2 separate regions of the Homo sapiens genome follow, and region 2 is linked to region 1. Evidence: chromatin loops called from intact Hi-C (ENCODE). Cell type or tissue: endothelial cell of umbilical vein. All regions are shown on one strand.

Evidence for each region. Peaks named below come from ENCODE experiments on the same cell type or tissue, not always from the same donor. Only the 100,000 strongest peaks of a DNase experiment are listed, where the experiment ranks them.
Region 2: a loop joins it to region 1, with 2.9 times the contacts of the local background. A loop is called at or near these places in 1 of 110 quality-filtered maps.

What each region holds. Positions count from the first base shown.
Region 1 is chr7:122,546,823-122,554,822 of GRCh38, reverse strand. CADPS2 (calcium dependent secretion activator 2) reads left to right here. Exons shown (of 30, transcript NM_017954.11): 8 at 134-273. The region is part of intron 3 of LOC105375481 (a long non-coding RNA gene); the gene reads right to left. Among named protein-coding and RNA genes, the nearest start is that of RNF133, 150 kb to the left of the region's middle. In endothelial cell of umbilical vein, no CTCF peak of the experiment used is centred here; a DNase peak (open chromatin) is centred at 4,022.
Region 2 is chr7:123,051,715-123,059,714 of GRCh38, reverse strand. No RefSeq gene overlaps it. Among named protein-coding and RNA genes, the nearest start is that of TAS2R16, 60 kb to the right of the region's middle. In endothelial cell of umbilical vein, no CTCF peak of the experiment used is centred here; a DNase peak (open chromatin) is centred at 4,784.

The DNA.
Region 1 (8,000 bases):
GTCAAATTGTTTATTGGATACATTTGGGTGTTGACATCATTTTTTCAAACAGGAAAACATAGAAAATATTTTAGTTCCAACCCATAGACACTCCGTATCATGCGTTTAAATGTGGGTTTTTTTTTCCATACAGGTGATATTATACCCAACTTCTAATAGCTCCAAATCAGCTGAATTACACCGAATGGTAGTTCCAAAAAATAGCCAGGATTCTGACTTAAAAATCAAACTGGCAGTGCGAATGGATAAACCAGCACATATGAAGCATAGTGGGTGAGTATAAATTTGAGGATTTTTTTCCTGAATTATTGAATTTCATTTCAGTGTATTATTTTTGTCAGTTTAGTGAGAGAACCAGTATAGCAGGCTTTCACATGGAGTTTTCTCAAAAAGTGACATACGTAAGTTATCTTACTCAATGTTTTTATACCCATAGACGGCTTTATAGCTCAATACATGAGTCCTTAGTTAAGATAACTGTATGCGAGCTACCACGATATTGGAACTTGATTGTGTTAGTATTACTCATCAGTCATATTGATACAGGGCACCAGGGCACTGATACCTTCTAAGAAACATTCTTCAAATTACAATAATAGTTGAAACAAGCTTAGCATTGAGGTTCCTAGAAATAGTTAAACTTCCATAGACTGTATAAAAACTAAAACATAGTGTAGATGTAACCCAACGAGGCTATATACATTTTAACAAGAGGGATATGAGTGTTGATCCAAACATGTGAGTGAGAATTGAATCAATATTGGAGAAAACTGCTACTGTTGCCTGGGGAAGAAATGCAGGGACTGTCTCCTGGGGATCACCAGGGGTCAGAGTCAGCCTTCATCTCTGCCAAGGTTCTTTGTCTGTTGCAGCTGGTGATGAAACAGGTCTGAACTCTTGAATAAAATGAATTGCCAAAAATCCAGGACTTCCTCAGAATAACACTTTGGACTTACTATGGCCAAATCCCAGCATAGGGGTATTAGCCATTAGGAAAGAAAAGGGGCCATTTTTCTTACTATGGAGAAAAGCAGTTGTTGAAGTGGCTTACCCTGAGTTAGTAGCAACAGACATAGAGGTCTAAGAAAGTGCATCCTTGTAACAAGCAGAGTCTGCTGGCATTAGGGCCCAATCACTAACATCAGGGTGGAGCGAACTGATGATTCAAAAAATGAGGAGGATTCTTTAGATGACCATTAGGGGAAACAAAGTTAGGCTCTGGGCAGGGGGAAACCCAAGGTATACATTACAGTTGGGATGGTGCTAAGGACTGTATTGCTTTTTGGTTTAGTAGGCAGCATGTGCAGTGTCAGAACAGACCTCACCAAAGGGAAAAAGTACATGAGAGGGTGGGCTCTTAGAAATGGAACCATGATTTGGATAAACAACATTATGCATCTTTAATGTAGTAATGTAAAGTCAAGTCTAACTATGACTCAGATTATAATGCACATGGAGTATCTGGGATTTAATATTTAATTCATGCATCCATCTACCTGCTCACCAGTAATTTATGCAGCAGGCATGTATTGAGCACTACTGTCTTCCAACTAGGACAAACTTTAATGTGATATTATTGCAGGCCTATAGGAACTGGCTAGTCAGGAATTCAGACTTGTATGCAAATAATTATGATAGTGATAAGTGCTGTAAGACAGAAATGGGAACCTGGGAGAAATAATACCTGATTTTTGCCAGGTATAGTGAATGAAAGTCTCACAGGACACCTGACTTTTGAGATAAAACTTGAAGGATAAATTTATCAGGTAGACAGTGGGAGAACTGGCATTCCAGCTACATGACAGCATGTACAAAGGCAGGGAGTCCTGGAAGGAGTTTTAGCTGATGATGACAAGTTCAGTGAAACTGTCATAGAGTGCTTTGAGACTAGAGAGAGTGCTAGTGCTCTAAAGTGCTTAGAGACTAGTAGAGTTACACATAAAAGAACACAGTATGTTCCAGGAACTGCAGTTGTTTCTCTACCCTTTTTCACTCAGTCCCTTTTTCTTTTGATGAATGGCACAATAATAAAAAAAAAAAAAAAAAACAGGAACCTATCATAGTGCCGAGATGACCCTAATTTACCCATGGCCAGTACTATGCCATGGTGAATACTCCTGGACCTTCAGCTTGTCTCAAGAACAAAGACTGAACATGCATAGGGCAGGTCCTGTAACCTTTAGCTCCAGTGGGAAGAAACCCTTGCTCTTACCTGGCAGTTCCTTGGTTTAGCATACTCCAGGATAGGTGAGACAATCCAGACCCCTTACAAGGCTTGATTTGGGGGTAGGGTATGTTTTTATCACATCTCTTTGACTAAATCAGTACCCCTAGAAAGGCCTGCAATTGCCTTCTGCCCAAGACTAAAGGTGAAGGAAAAGACTAAAGAGGATATATCATCGTCTCTTAATTTAATCCATAAAGCTCAGGAACTCACTGAAGGACACGGACCAGAAATGCCTCATAGCCCAATTATCTAACATTGCTAAGAGATACAGGCATTTCCAGATATTTAAATATCTCTTCAGTTTCTGATGTATACATTGAAGCAATGTTAGAACTGAAAATTATCTGTGATGATGTTATGCTAAGATAGTGTGTTATGTAGCAGAATTAAGAATATCATATTCCAAAATAGTGGTTCAATTAAAATATTTTAATACTAATATTAGAAGAATTAAACATTTTCAGCAATGCTATAATAGTAATTGCTCCCTATGGACAGGGACAGTTAGAGGTGCTTTAACCTAAGCATCTGTTCTGTTTTCTCAGTACCCATGTGGTAACAGTTTTAAACATTTTGAATAATACACCTGTGTGTAAACATGTATTGGCAAACATTTCACCTACAGCATAGCTATATTCGTCTTTTTCTGAGGTACTTCATCAATGGATTTTACTGCACTTAATTACATTTAAGAAGAGAAAGTAAGTTAATCTTTTTCTTCCAAGTATTCCATCATACACCAAAGCAATAACATAACAGGAATAGTAGATTAATAGCATTTCGCTTTGGGCCTGGATCGTGTTTTGTCAATCATTTCTCCTATAATCAATAATTAACAGATGGATAATAATTTTGAGAGACAAGTCAAGTTTTAAAAATATTAATTTATCTTTAAAATATAGCAAACTCCTGTTACAGATAGAGTTGTTAGGTGGATTAAAAATAAATTGGAGGATAATGGATTTTTATCTTCAGAGCACTTTAGACTTTGAAATCTTTAGGACTTCAGTAGTAAAAACCTATTCTCTGTTTTAATAATGTGGACGTCAAATAGATCTTTCTTGCGTGAACTATTGTAACATGTATTCTCTGTTTTATTCATTTATCACTTATCTATGGCCCCTAAAAAATATTTTTATCAATGTTATTTATATTTTTCTGTGTGTTCTCAACTGTACTCTAAGTTTCTTAGACCTATTTGAATTCTCAATGCCTCCCACAGTGTATAATCAGAGATAGATATTAATGTGAATAATGATGGTGAAAATGTAATATTGTGCTCCCTAGAGTATTAAGGGAAAAGTAATACAAATGAGAGTAAGCTTTATTCACAAATGGAACCTTAAAAGATTCTAAACACAGTTTATTGAGAATAGAACATAATTTTAATGTAAAAAAATGCCTAAAATAAATGAAATAAATGGTGTTTAGTTCTCAATGTTGCATTTTAATATGACTATTTTTTTAAACCAGAAGGTAAAATGCATCCAATCTAAAGCTCATGTTTCTGATAACTAATCAGTCCACGACTATATATTATAGTTTATTTAAGTAGGACTAACTACATGTAAATGAAAATAGATATTTAATTTGGATCAAATAAGCATAACTATGATTCCATCCTTTTAAAACCAAACTGGGCATTACCACAAGACGTATATTTAGCAAAAACTTGAGTTTATTTATTCTTTTGGAATATGTCATCTAAACTAATTATAGAAACTAACCCTTAGATAAATCTATTGAACAAATTACCAGCTATGTTTTGAATGGTTAAATGATTCACATCCAGCTTTTGAATTTATTTTCCTGGTTTGTGTGTGTGTGTGTGTCTGTAGCATGAAGATAGAAGTGTTCTTGAACAAATGGGCTATACCTTAGCATAGCCTAGTGGCTAAGTAACAGTATTAACTTAAAACTCAAATAACTATTCCTGTTTTTATTAAATAAAATTATTTTCCTAATTCAAAGGTTACTTTCTCAACCAAAAAAAGTAAAATAAAATGGAACTAATAAATGACTGTTATGACAATTAAATCTATAACTGAAAAAGAGAAAATTGGCTTTCACAAATATGTGGAAGCATTATGACCATGATCTATGAGAAGTCTGCATGCAACTGATTACTTTTATAGTAAAAATAGAGTTTCGTAACTATATAACTATAATAGAAGACTTTTATCATAGTTTCTAATTGGTAAGATAAAATTTTAGCAAAACTACTCTGAGATGAATCTCATATTTCTCTTTGTGTAGAGTCATGCTTGGCTATTTACACATTTTGTTGAATGAACGGATGGATTAAAATATTTTGACATTGTCACAGATAAAACTCTGTAGTTTAATTTCCATCATAAAGATAGAAAAGGCATTGGGCTCATCTCTTGTTGCAAGGAGAGACAATAGTTAAACTTCCAGCAGAAAAACGAGACAAGCCCCACACCGGCTGCTTTGTGGCCCCACCATTTCCCAGAGAGAGGGCCAGCTGGGCATCCAGAGGTTGGGACAGCATGCCTACATAAACTGCATTCACACACTAAATATTCAGACATTGTATTTCCTCATAAAGTGAAATGACTGCACTCTAGTAAAGTTTCATTGTTTAGATTATTATTCAGGGTTTATGATCTCCAACTAATTTAGGGGAGGAAAATCTTAGCTGCGTCGAGGTAGTATTTGCTCAAAGAGTCCAGGCTTTAAACAAAGCCAAGTCTGTTCTTTCACAAAGCAAATTGATATTTCATTTTTAAATGTACCTTTTAGAATGACTTTCCCCTGTGTCCTTGTCTAAAATAACTATGTTTCGACATCTGACCTTGACTTGAACCTATGTATGTATGTATGTGTAGGTCTACTTGCATTCCCAGGTTGAACTTGGCCCAGCCTGGCTTATCCTGATTTCACCGAAATCCTACTTGAGTCCCTTGAACTATAATAATAATAATAATATTAATTAATACTAATCTTTTTTTTTTAAGACAGAGTCTCACTCTGTCGCCCAGGCTGAATTGCAGTGGCACCATCTCCGCTCACTGCAACCTCCACCTCCTAGGCTTAAGCAGTCCTCCCACTTCAGTCTCCCAAGTAGCTGAGACTACAGGCATGCACCACCACACCTGGCTAAATTTTGTATTAATTAGGCTAATTATACAATCACACGAATGTCTTGAGTGCGATGGTAACTACAAAATAAAAGTCATGTAGACGGTAAGTATTGAGTCAGCTGTTTAGGTTTATCAATCCTTGATTTTTTTGTATTAATTAGTGCAGTGGTAACTACAAAATAAATGTCATGTAGACAGTAAGTATTGAGTTAGCTGTTTAGGTTTATCAATCCCCAATTTTTTTGTATTAGAGACAGGGTAGAGACAGGGTTTCGCTATGTTGCCCAGGCTGGACTCAAACTACTGCACTCAAGCGATCCTCCTGCCTCAGCCTCCCACAGTGCTGGAAATACAGACGTGAGCCACTGTGCTCGGCCTTATGATATTCTTCAAGTTTTAACCACATCATTTGACTTTATTCAAAAGAAAATGCTTGAAGACAAATGAGAAAAATAGAAATGTACAAATCATCATTAATTCATTGAGAGTATAACAGTTATATCCCTATTAGGTCCTTTGCTTAATTGTTAGACTTTAATTTACATTTTTATTTGACAGCTATTATGGATGTAGATATGGTAGTTCGTTGCTCTTTGTGTGTTTATTTTTCTGCTAACTTTATTTTGTCTTCTCTCTATGTCCAAGGGAGAAAAATGAAAATATTACATAAGGGCTTTGAACCATGTCTGAGCAACTGACTTGAGTGATTTATCTAAGAAATAAGCTCAGGTTCTAAAAATAAAGAGCATCTGGAGATTATTTCATGGCAAGTGAGAGGAATAAGAAAGCACTTTCACTTTATTTCAGTCTAATGCTGTCTAACACTTTTTAAATAACTGGTGGTGCTCATTGTATGTTTTACTACAATTTGCTAGTTTAACTTGTAATTTTCTTGCTTAAATCATTAAATAAGTATGATTTGATCCATATAGCTCTACCAGTCTATCAAATCTTGCTAGTTGTGATATTAAAATTTGTCAAGTTTTATGATACATTGTTGATCTCATTAGATTTACATACCAGGTGAGTTAGTTTTAATTTCATCTCAGGTTGTTTTTGTTTATTTTTAGTTATAGTTTTATGTGTGATTCATTTTTATTTTAATTTAAAAAAATTTTTTAGACAGGGTCTTATCCTGTCTCCCAGGCTGTAGTGCAGTGGTGTGAACAGAGCTCACTGCAGCCTCCACCTCCTGGGCTCAAGTGACCCTCCCATCTCAGCCTCGTGAGTAGCTGGGACCACAGGTGTGTGCCACCATACCTGACTAGTTTTTTTAAAAAAATTTTTATAGAGATGGGGTCTCCCTATATTGCCCAGGCTGTTCTTGAACTCCTGGACTCAGGTGATCCTCCTTCCTCAGCCTCCCAAAGTGCTGAGATTACAAGTGTGAGCCACCACACCCAGCTAAATTGCTTTATTTGAAGAGGGATTGATAAACCTAAACAGCTGACTCAATACTTACTGTCTACATGACTTTTATTTTGTAGTTACCATCACACTCAAGACATTCATGTGATTGTATAATTAGCCTAATTAAATGTTTTGTGGAAAGAATCAGTGAGAGAGACTAGTGTCATTGAAATTAGCATTCTAAAGACCTTTGCCAGCTCTACTCTAGAATGCTCATAGTACTCACTTCCTCTGTTTCTTCTGTCTCTTATCAGGTGCTGTCTCTACAGCAGCCCATCCTGTTCACCCTACAAAGAACCCTTCTCTCTCTGCTTCCAATTCTACTTTTAACTGGCTTCATTCTTTTTTTTAAGCTCTTATTATCTGTGTGATATTTATTGTTTATTAACTGTATCCTCAACTAGAATGCTATTGCCATGGTGTAATTTGCTATTGATTAGCTTCCCAACTAAATTTGATTGCCATAGAATAGGAACCTTGTCTCACTTGCTATTTTTAAACCCAATTTTTAGAACATTGCCTAGTATTTAGTAGAAGCTAAACAAATATTTGTTGAATTGATGAATTTTTTTTAGAAAAGAATAGAATGCAGAAATTATGCTCACAGTTGTAAGTGGACTGATTGTTTGGATATTAACTTCAAATTATCTAATTGGTACCACTGTAAGGTGGATTTGTTGGAGTGTGTTTCAAAACATTATTGCCCCAGAAGAATTACAGGAAGTCTCCTTTTTTCACAAATTTAAATTTGACTATAAATCTAAAGACTGTATTAAAAAGAAATATATTATTTCCCCAAAACTTTAAATTGAAATTAATTACTGTCTGCAGGGAGGCTTGTTGCCTGTCAACATTTATTCTTAGACCATCCCTGTGGTTGAACTGTAGGAAGAAGTTTTAGCAACATTTCTTGTGGGTAGAGTATACCCCAGGGTTAATATGTTTTAATTTGTAAGAATGATGTATTATGTAACCAATACTTATAAAAATTAAAGGCAAAAAAAAAACACCCTAGATTTGAGCTTCGTTCATATTATCTTTATGGACTAAATAAAAGTAATTTGCTTTCTTTCTGCTACAGTGACCCCTGAATTTGAATAGTCATGCTATATTTATTTCAGTATTTATTCTGTCAATTCTATTTGGTGTACACTTTTTTTTCACATTTAGATAGGCTCAAAAATAATTCATGAAAATATTTTCCCCAACAGCTGACAAGAATGAGGAGAAATATACAAGGAACCAGTGTTTTAATGATG
Region 2 (8,000 bases), 500 kb before region 1:
TTACACATATTCCAAAGATTATTTGAAATTATATTAGTTTCAACTTTCTGTTTAAATGAACTTATCTCAGATTAGATTAAGTAAGATATCAGATGGCTGTTTGGAATGGGCTTTTGCCAAAACAGTGTCTATTTATCGTCCCTTTTAAATCAATCTAACTCAGTTGTGTCAACCGCAGGCATAAATTAGAGTCACCTGGGAAGGCTTAATTTTTTTTAATATTAATAGAGGAGGACCCTTGAAATTTTAACTGAATTGTGCTGGAGTGGGGCTTCTAAAAGGAGCCAAGGTTTGAACCACTGAGTCTTCCTAAAAGGGAAAATGGAAGAGTCAGGGGGAACTGTAGGATCAGGGGTATCTGTTTGTATATTAGTTGATACTGCTTTATTCAATCAAAGATTTAAGGCTGATTGTGCAAAAGTTCCTTATCTGCTTTCATGTATTTACTATTCATATATATTTTCCTAAATGTGATCTATCCAAGTTTTTGTAGGAACTTTATTTTTTAGCAGGCATATGGAGGAGATAAACTTGACAGAAAAACTAAGACTTTAGATGTGAACCTCACAGACAAGCTTCCTTACATATAGATACTTTAGACAATCAGCTCAAGACTTTACCCAGGAGGGTGTAAGGACTTGTAAAGGGTGACACGCCTCAGAAAACACGATGATTCTAAAATTGCAAGTGTGGAGAGGTTATATATAATCTTCTGCTGATGCAGAAAACAATAGAAAATCTTTGAAAATAAGAGTTCTTGACTGTGCCCATGGATGTGGAAAGCCTGGGGAGAAATAGCAAAACCCATACTCCCTATTTCCCAAAGTATTGAGTTCAGCGGCATTTTTCTCATCCGATTGACACATCTTTGGCAACATCCTTCACTCCTGGCATATAACAGGTGCTCTGCGAATATTTTGGGATTTGATTAGAAAAATGGCAATAATAAAATGCTGAGTCCATGAAGACAGAAGTCTTCTTTTGAGCCTCATATAAAAGCCCACTGATTTAAAATAATGAGGAAATAATTGATTTACCCTAATAAACTCAGTCATCTTTGTACCTAGATTTCATAAAACAGCCTTTTAGAAAGACCAGCATGACTGTTGTGCTAAATGCTAGTGTTGGGAAAGAATGGCTGATGTAAGATGCAGAGCTGGAAAAACTAGAGTTTCACTGTAATCACAATAAAACCTCAAAAATTCAACTTTATCACTGGAACTTAGCAGAGTAAGAGAAGTTTATATTTTGGTCGAAATACTCTGTGTAAAAGGTAGGGAAATACCAATATACATTTAAAAGATGTGGCTTAGATATCTAAATGGCTTAAATATCCCAGTGAATAAATTCTAGGCCTCAATTATTATAAAATTTTAATTATGGAAAACAACCCATTTTCTGATAAAGCTGAATAGATAAAATGATAGCCTTTTTTCTACATGAGATTAAGACTCATGGTCCTAGAACAGATACATACACTGAATGCCCTCACTAAAACCCACATTTAATTGCCACACTTTTTCCTATTACAGTTCTAGCAATGTATTGCACACAAGTCAATGTTTGCTGCTGACTCCTGGGGGCTTCTGAAGCTTGCATGCTGACTCTGTAATTAAAAGTCCATATGAGGAAGCAACTGTCAGCTCAAGGCTTACCTCCTACTGTTGGATGTCTGTCAACTCAAGGATTTATTTTTTTTAATATGAGAAAATGTCAGTTGCCATCTGAAATAATTTTTTGATGATTCAAGTAAACATTGAATTTCTGATGATTAAATAAGAAAAACATAAAAAATACACCAATGCTTTGAAAGCAACTCATTTTACATTTGGAAAATGATTTTACTTAGGAACTCAACATATATTATAAATGTTACTTATTCCCATTTTATAGATAAAAGAATACACACACATACACACACATAAATACATGCACATATGTATATTCTAGGTTTAGAATTTTTTAATTGAAGGACTTAGAAAAACTTGGGATTCTTTTATCACTACATCTGTTCTTGTAAGTACAAAAACATTCTTAGTAAGAAAATACCATGGAGTTTAGTTGCAAAGATGATATTTATTCATTGTGAACTTTAACACTTAATCAAACAACAGTATGCTTATCCTGACTACATGCCAAAATAGCAAGATAATATTTTTTGATTCCGAAAAAATAGCTAGTTGACATGAATATATGCACATGGTTGTATTTCTTTACTGAATTCATTCATGTAAGTTTTTAATATGCCTTATCTACATTTATAACAACCAATGCTATGATTTTGATGAGAACAGAGTAATGATAATAGCTCATTTCATTTCTGTTCTACCTGTCAACTAAAACTTCAGCTCCTGTAGATTTGCATCAATGGTTTCTGGGAGTCCTATGAATCTCCATTATATTCACAAACAATTCCAACTCTGCAAGACATCGTCACTGCTCCACCACATTTCTTGCCATTGAGGTTTTCCCTAGAAAGGACCACTGGGACCATAGGACACTAACGTTTTCACAGAAGTGTGGCTGCACCATTTCATGTGTTCATTCTTCTTTTCTGCACATCCCTTCTCACCTAGAATGTTTGGCTATAGCTATATATCACATCATCCCCTGCACTTTCTCCTTTTCTCTTCCTTCCTTCCAGAGCCCTTTTGGCACTTTTTCCCTCTTCTATTGTCATAAAAGGCCTCATGCAAAACAATTCATAAAAATCAATCCCTTCAAGGTATATCCTAAAGTGCTTACTGGAACCGTAAGTCATAAGGAAGGATAGACCCTACACATTCTTTTCTTCAATAAGGATTTATTGAGACCTTTCAAGATTTCCAGAGCATCATTAGAAGTACCTATACAGGATGAAGAGTAATGAGAGGGTGTTAAGGAAGATAAGCACACCAAGGTAAGAGAAACATGAATTTCATTCCTCTTTCTAAACTAAACGAGCTCCTAAACTAGATGTAGGTGTACATGTGTGGTTATATTCAATACCTGCTTTTATGAATTGCCTCTAGATGACTTTCATTATAAACCTTAACACCAAAAATTCCATCTTTATTTCATAGTTTTATGAATATATCTAGAGGCCTATTTGAGGAGTACACTCAATAAATCCTGTTAATAACTAATAACTCTCAAGATCACTCAATTGCTTAAAGAAGTTTTATTCACAGGCACTGAAATAAATGACTACATTTTTATTCCACACAGCTAGAAGCAGAGATTACTAAAGACTCTAAACCCCATTACTAATTTCTTGCACAATCGATAAATACATTTTGACCTCCCACTGTATCTGAGAATAGTAGATATTTTTGATGCATTAAAAAATAAAAATAACCAATGACTTGAAGGTATATATGATCTAGTTTTGGGATACATTATATTCCAAATTAGTAGAATTGATAAAGTTATGAAAATTTAGAGTTTTCTTATACAACAACATGAACTTCTGACTAGTAACTGTTCAGAGATCAATTTTCTGGGATTAATCTTTTGTCACATAATTTGTATGCAGCCTAGCAAAACTGACTAGTTGAGACTTTGTCATGGACATATGAATTTTATTCTTTTTACATAAAAATATGGTACCTTTGAAATTCTTTTTTTGTTATTTAATTGATAATGCATGCATTTGGTAGAATATTCACAAAGTGAAGTGTATCAACAGTGAAAGGTAAATCCCAATCCCTTTTCTCTTCTCTGGTTACCAGGCCCTTTCCTCTGAGCCAAGACTTTAACCAGTTTCTTCTATATGTTTCTAGAGAAATAGTATGCCTTTGGAAACTATATATGCATATTCTGATTTTTAATATAAATGGTAGCATAATATAAACCCCATTTTGTACCTTTTTTCTTCACTACTATATATTAAAAGTCTTTCCAGATCAGTCCATATAAAAGTGGATATACCATAATATATTGAATCACTCCCCTATTGAAGGACATTTAGTTATTTTTCCAATTTGCTTGTACAAGCAATGCTTTAGTGAATTTCCTTGTACATATGTTACTTTACGCATGAAGTGTAATTGCTGGATTAAAAGAGATACATTTTAAATTTTGATAGATACTGCCAATTGTTCTTCAGCAATACATTCTTTAATAGCAAATTACTTGAGAATAGCAAATCCATGGAAGATACATCTACCTTGGTATAATAAACCTTCTTGTTTTTCAGGGATATAAAGATTTTTGTCTTAATGAGAAGAAGAAATCAGGATGTAATAGTTTCCTTAGAAATACCATGGATGTGCAGATCTTCAAGTAAGCCAAATATTTGTTTTCTCAAATAAGAGGCAAGTGGTTTAAAGCCTTATACTGTAAGACTATAGTTATAATCAGGGTGGTAAAAGTAAAATTATTTAAGAACTATTAAAAATTTAAACTTCATATTAAAAATTAGCCACAGAGATTGGACTGGAGGTGGAGAAAGATGGCCACATAGAATCTTCCACCAATCATCCTTCCCACACAACACTAAAATGAAAAACTATTCACACAAAAAATGCACCTTCATAAGAACCAAAAATCAGATGAGTGATCACAGTACCTGGTTTTAACTTGATATGACTGAAAGAGGAACAGAAGATGGTAGGAAAGACAGTCTTGAATTGCTAACATCATCCCGTTCCTGTTTCCTAGCAGTAACCACATGACACAGAGAGAGAATCTATGTGCTTGGAAGAGGGACACACAGTGATTGTGGGACTTCTCATTGGAACTCAGTGCTGCCCTGTCACAGTAGAAAGCAACACCAAGCAGAACTCAGCTGGCACCTGCAGAGGGAGCATTTAGATAAGCCCTATCCAAATGGGAGTCAGCTGTCAGAGCCTGAGTTCCAGCAAGCCTTGCCACTGAGGGCTAAGTGCTCTGGGGTCCTAAATAAACTTGAAAGGCAGTCTAGGCCACAAGGACTGCAATTCCTGGACAAGTCCTGGTGCTGTGCTTGCCTCAGAGCCAGTAGACTTAGGGGGGACACAACCTAGTGAGACATCAGCTGGGCAGCCAAGGAAGTGCTTGTATTAGTCTGTTCTCATGCTGCTAATAAAGACATACCTGGGACTGGGTAATTTATAAAGGAAAGAGGCTTAATTGACTCGCAGTTTCACATGGCTGGGGAGGCCTCATAATCACGGTGGAAAGCAAAGGGGAAATGAGACATGTCTTACATGGCAGCAGGCAAGAGAGAGCTCATGCAGGGGAACTCCCATTTATGGAATCATCAGATCTCTTGAGACTTATTCACCACCGTAGGTGGAAACCACTCCCATTATTCAATTATCTCCACCTGGGTCCCTCTCATGACACGTGGGACTTATGGGAGCTACAATTCAAGATGAGATTTAGGTAGGCACACAGCCAAACCATATCAGTGCTTGTGTACTGCCCCCCGCCCCCCCAACCCCAAGCAGCATAACTTGGAGCTCTGGGAGAGACTCTGTCTTTCCACTTGAGGAGAGAAGAGAGAGTAAAGGGGACTTTGTCTTGCAACTTGTATACCATTCAGACACATTAGGATAAGGCACCAGGAAGAGTACTGAGGCCCCCATTCTAAGTCCTAGCTCCTAAAATCATTTCTAAGCATACCTTGGGCCAGAAGGGAACCTGCTGCTTTGAAGGGAAGGACCCAGCCTGGCAGGATTAATCACCTGCTGACTAAAGAGCCCTTGGACACTGAATAATTACCAATGATAAACAGGCAGTACTCCTCCAGGGCCTTGTATGAGACTCAGAGATGTGCTTGCTTCAGGTGTGACCCAGCACATGCGCAGCTTGGTGGCTATGGGGAGATCCCTTCTGCTTAAGAAAAGGAGATGGAAGAGTAAAGGAGACTTTATACAGCAGCTTAGATACCAGGTTGGCAACAGTGGGTAGAGTAGTGGTCCCCAACCTTTTTGGCACCCGTGACTGGTTTTGTGGAAGACGGTTTTTCCACAGACTGGGGTGGTGGGGGGATGGTTTCTGGATGAAAGTGTTCCAGTGCAGATCATCAGGCATTAGGTTCTCATAAAGAGCATACAACCTAGATCCCTCACATATACAGTTCGCAATAGGGTTCAAGCTACCATGAGAATCTAATGCTGCTACTGATTTGACAAGAGGCAGAGCTCAGACTGTAATGCGTGCTCACCTGATGCTCACCTCCTGCTGTGTGGCCCAGTTCCTAACAGTCCATGGACCAGTACCAGTCCATGGCTCAGGGGTTGGGGACCCCTAAGGTAGCACACCAAGTGAGATCTTGGGGTCTCCATTTCCAGGCCTTGGCTCTTGGATGGCATTTCTGGACCTATCCTGGGTCAGAGGACAGCCCACTGCCCTGAAGAGAGAGACTCAATACTGGCAGCATTCACCACAGACTGACTGAACAGTCCTTAGGCATTGAGAGGACATTGGCAGTAGCCAGGCAGTACGTGCTACAGGCCTGGGGTGGTGGTGACCACAGGGAGAGACTTCTTTGTTTGTGGAAAGAGCTGAAAACAGTGGGAAGGGCTTTGATCTGTGGCTTGGGTGCCAATTCAGCAAAGGTAGAATAAAGAAGCAGGTAGACTCCTAAATTTTTCAACTCCAGGCCCTGGCTCCTGGACAGCATCTCTGGACCTGCCCTGGGACGGGAGGATCTTGCCACCCTGAAGAGGGCGTAAGCCTGGCTAGCCTCACCACCTGCTAATTATAGAGCCCTGGGGCCTTGAGTGAACATAGGCAGTAGCCAGACACTGGTTACCGCAGGCCTTGAGTGAGACCCAGTACTGTGCTGGCTTCAGGTTTGACCCAGTGCAATCCCAGTGGTGATAGCCACAAAGATCCTTATGTCACCCCTCCCCTAGCTCCAGGCAGCTCAGCAGAAAGAGATTCCATTTGTTTGGGAGAAAGGAAAGTGAATAAGAATCTCTCCTGGTAATCGAGGAAATTCTTCTGGATTTTGCCCAAGACCACCAAGGTGGTACATCTACAAGTGTATAAGAACCACAGCATTACTGGGCTTGGGGTACACCCTGATGCAGATATGGCTATGGTAATAATTAAAAAAAAACTTAGATCACAACACCAAAGTCTCTTTGAAGACCTGGATATGCCTTCTCAAAAAGGAGAGGTACAAACAAACCCAAGACTATAAAGACCACAGTAAAAACCTAACTCTTCAATACCCAGACACTGACAAACATCCGCAAGCATCAAGACCATCAAGGAAAACATGACATCACGAAATGAAATAAATAAGGCACTAGGAACCAATCCTGCAGAGATGGAGATATGTGACTTTTCAGACAGAATTCAAAAAAGCTGATTTGAGGAAACTCAATGAAGTTCAAGAAAACATAGAGAATTAATTCAGAATTCTAGCAGATAAATTTAACAAATAGATTTAAATAATTAAGCAGAGTCAAGCAGAAATTCTGGAGTTGAAAAATGCAATTGACATAATAAAGAACTCACCAGAGTCTCTTAACAGCAGAACTAATCAAGCAGAAGAAAGAATTAGTGAGCTTGAAGTCAGGCTATTTGAAAATACACAGTCATAGGGGACAAAAGAAAAAAGAGTAAAAGACAATGAAGCATGCCCACAAGATCTAGAAAATAGCCTTAAAACAGCAAAGCTAAGAATTCTTGGCCTTGGCCAGGCGTTGTGACTCATGTCTGTAATTCCAGCATGTTGGGAGGCCAAGGAGACTGATCACTTGAGGTCAGGAGTTCAAGACCAGTCTGGCCAACATGGTGAAACCCCATATATATTAAAAATACAAGAATTAGCTGGACTACATGCCTGTAGTCCCAGCTACTCAAGAGGCTAAGGCAGGAGAATTGCTTGAACCCAGGAGGCAAATGCTGCAGTAAGCTGAGATCATGCCACTGAACTGCAGCCTGGGTGACAGAGTAAGACTCTGTCTCAAAAAAACAAAACAAAACAGCAAAATAATAATAATAATAATAATTGGCCTTAAAAAAGAGGTAGAGAAAGAGGAAGTTTATTCAAAGGGATAATAACAAAGAACTTCCCAAAC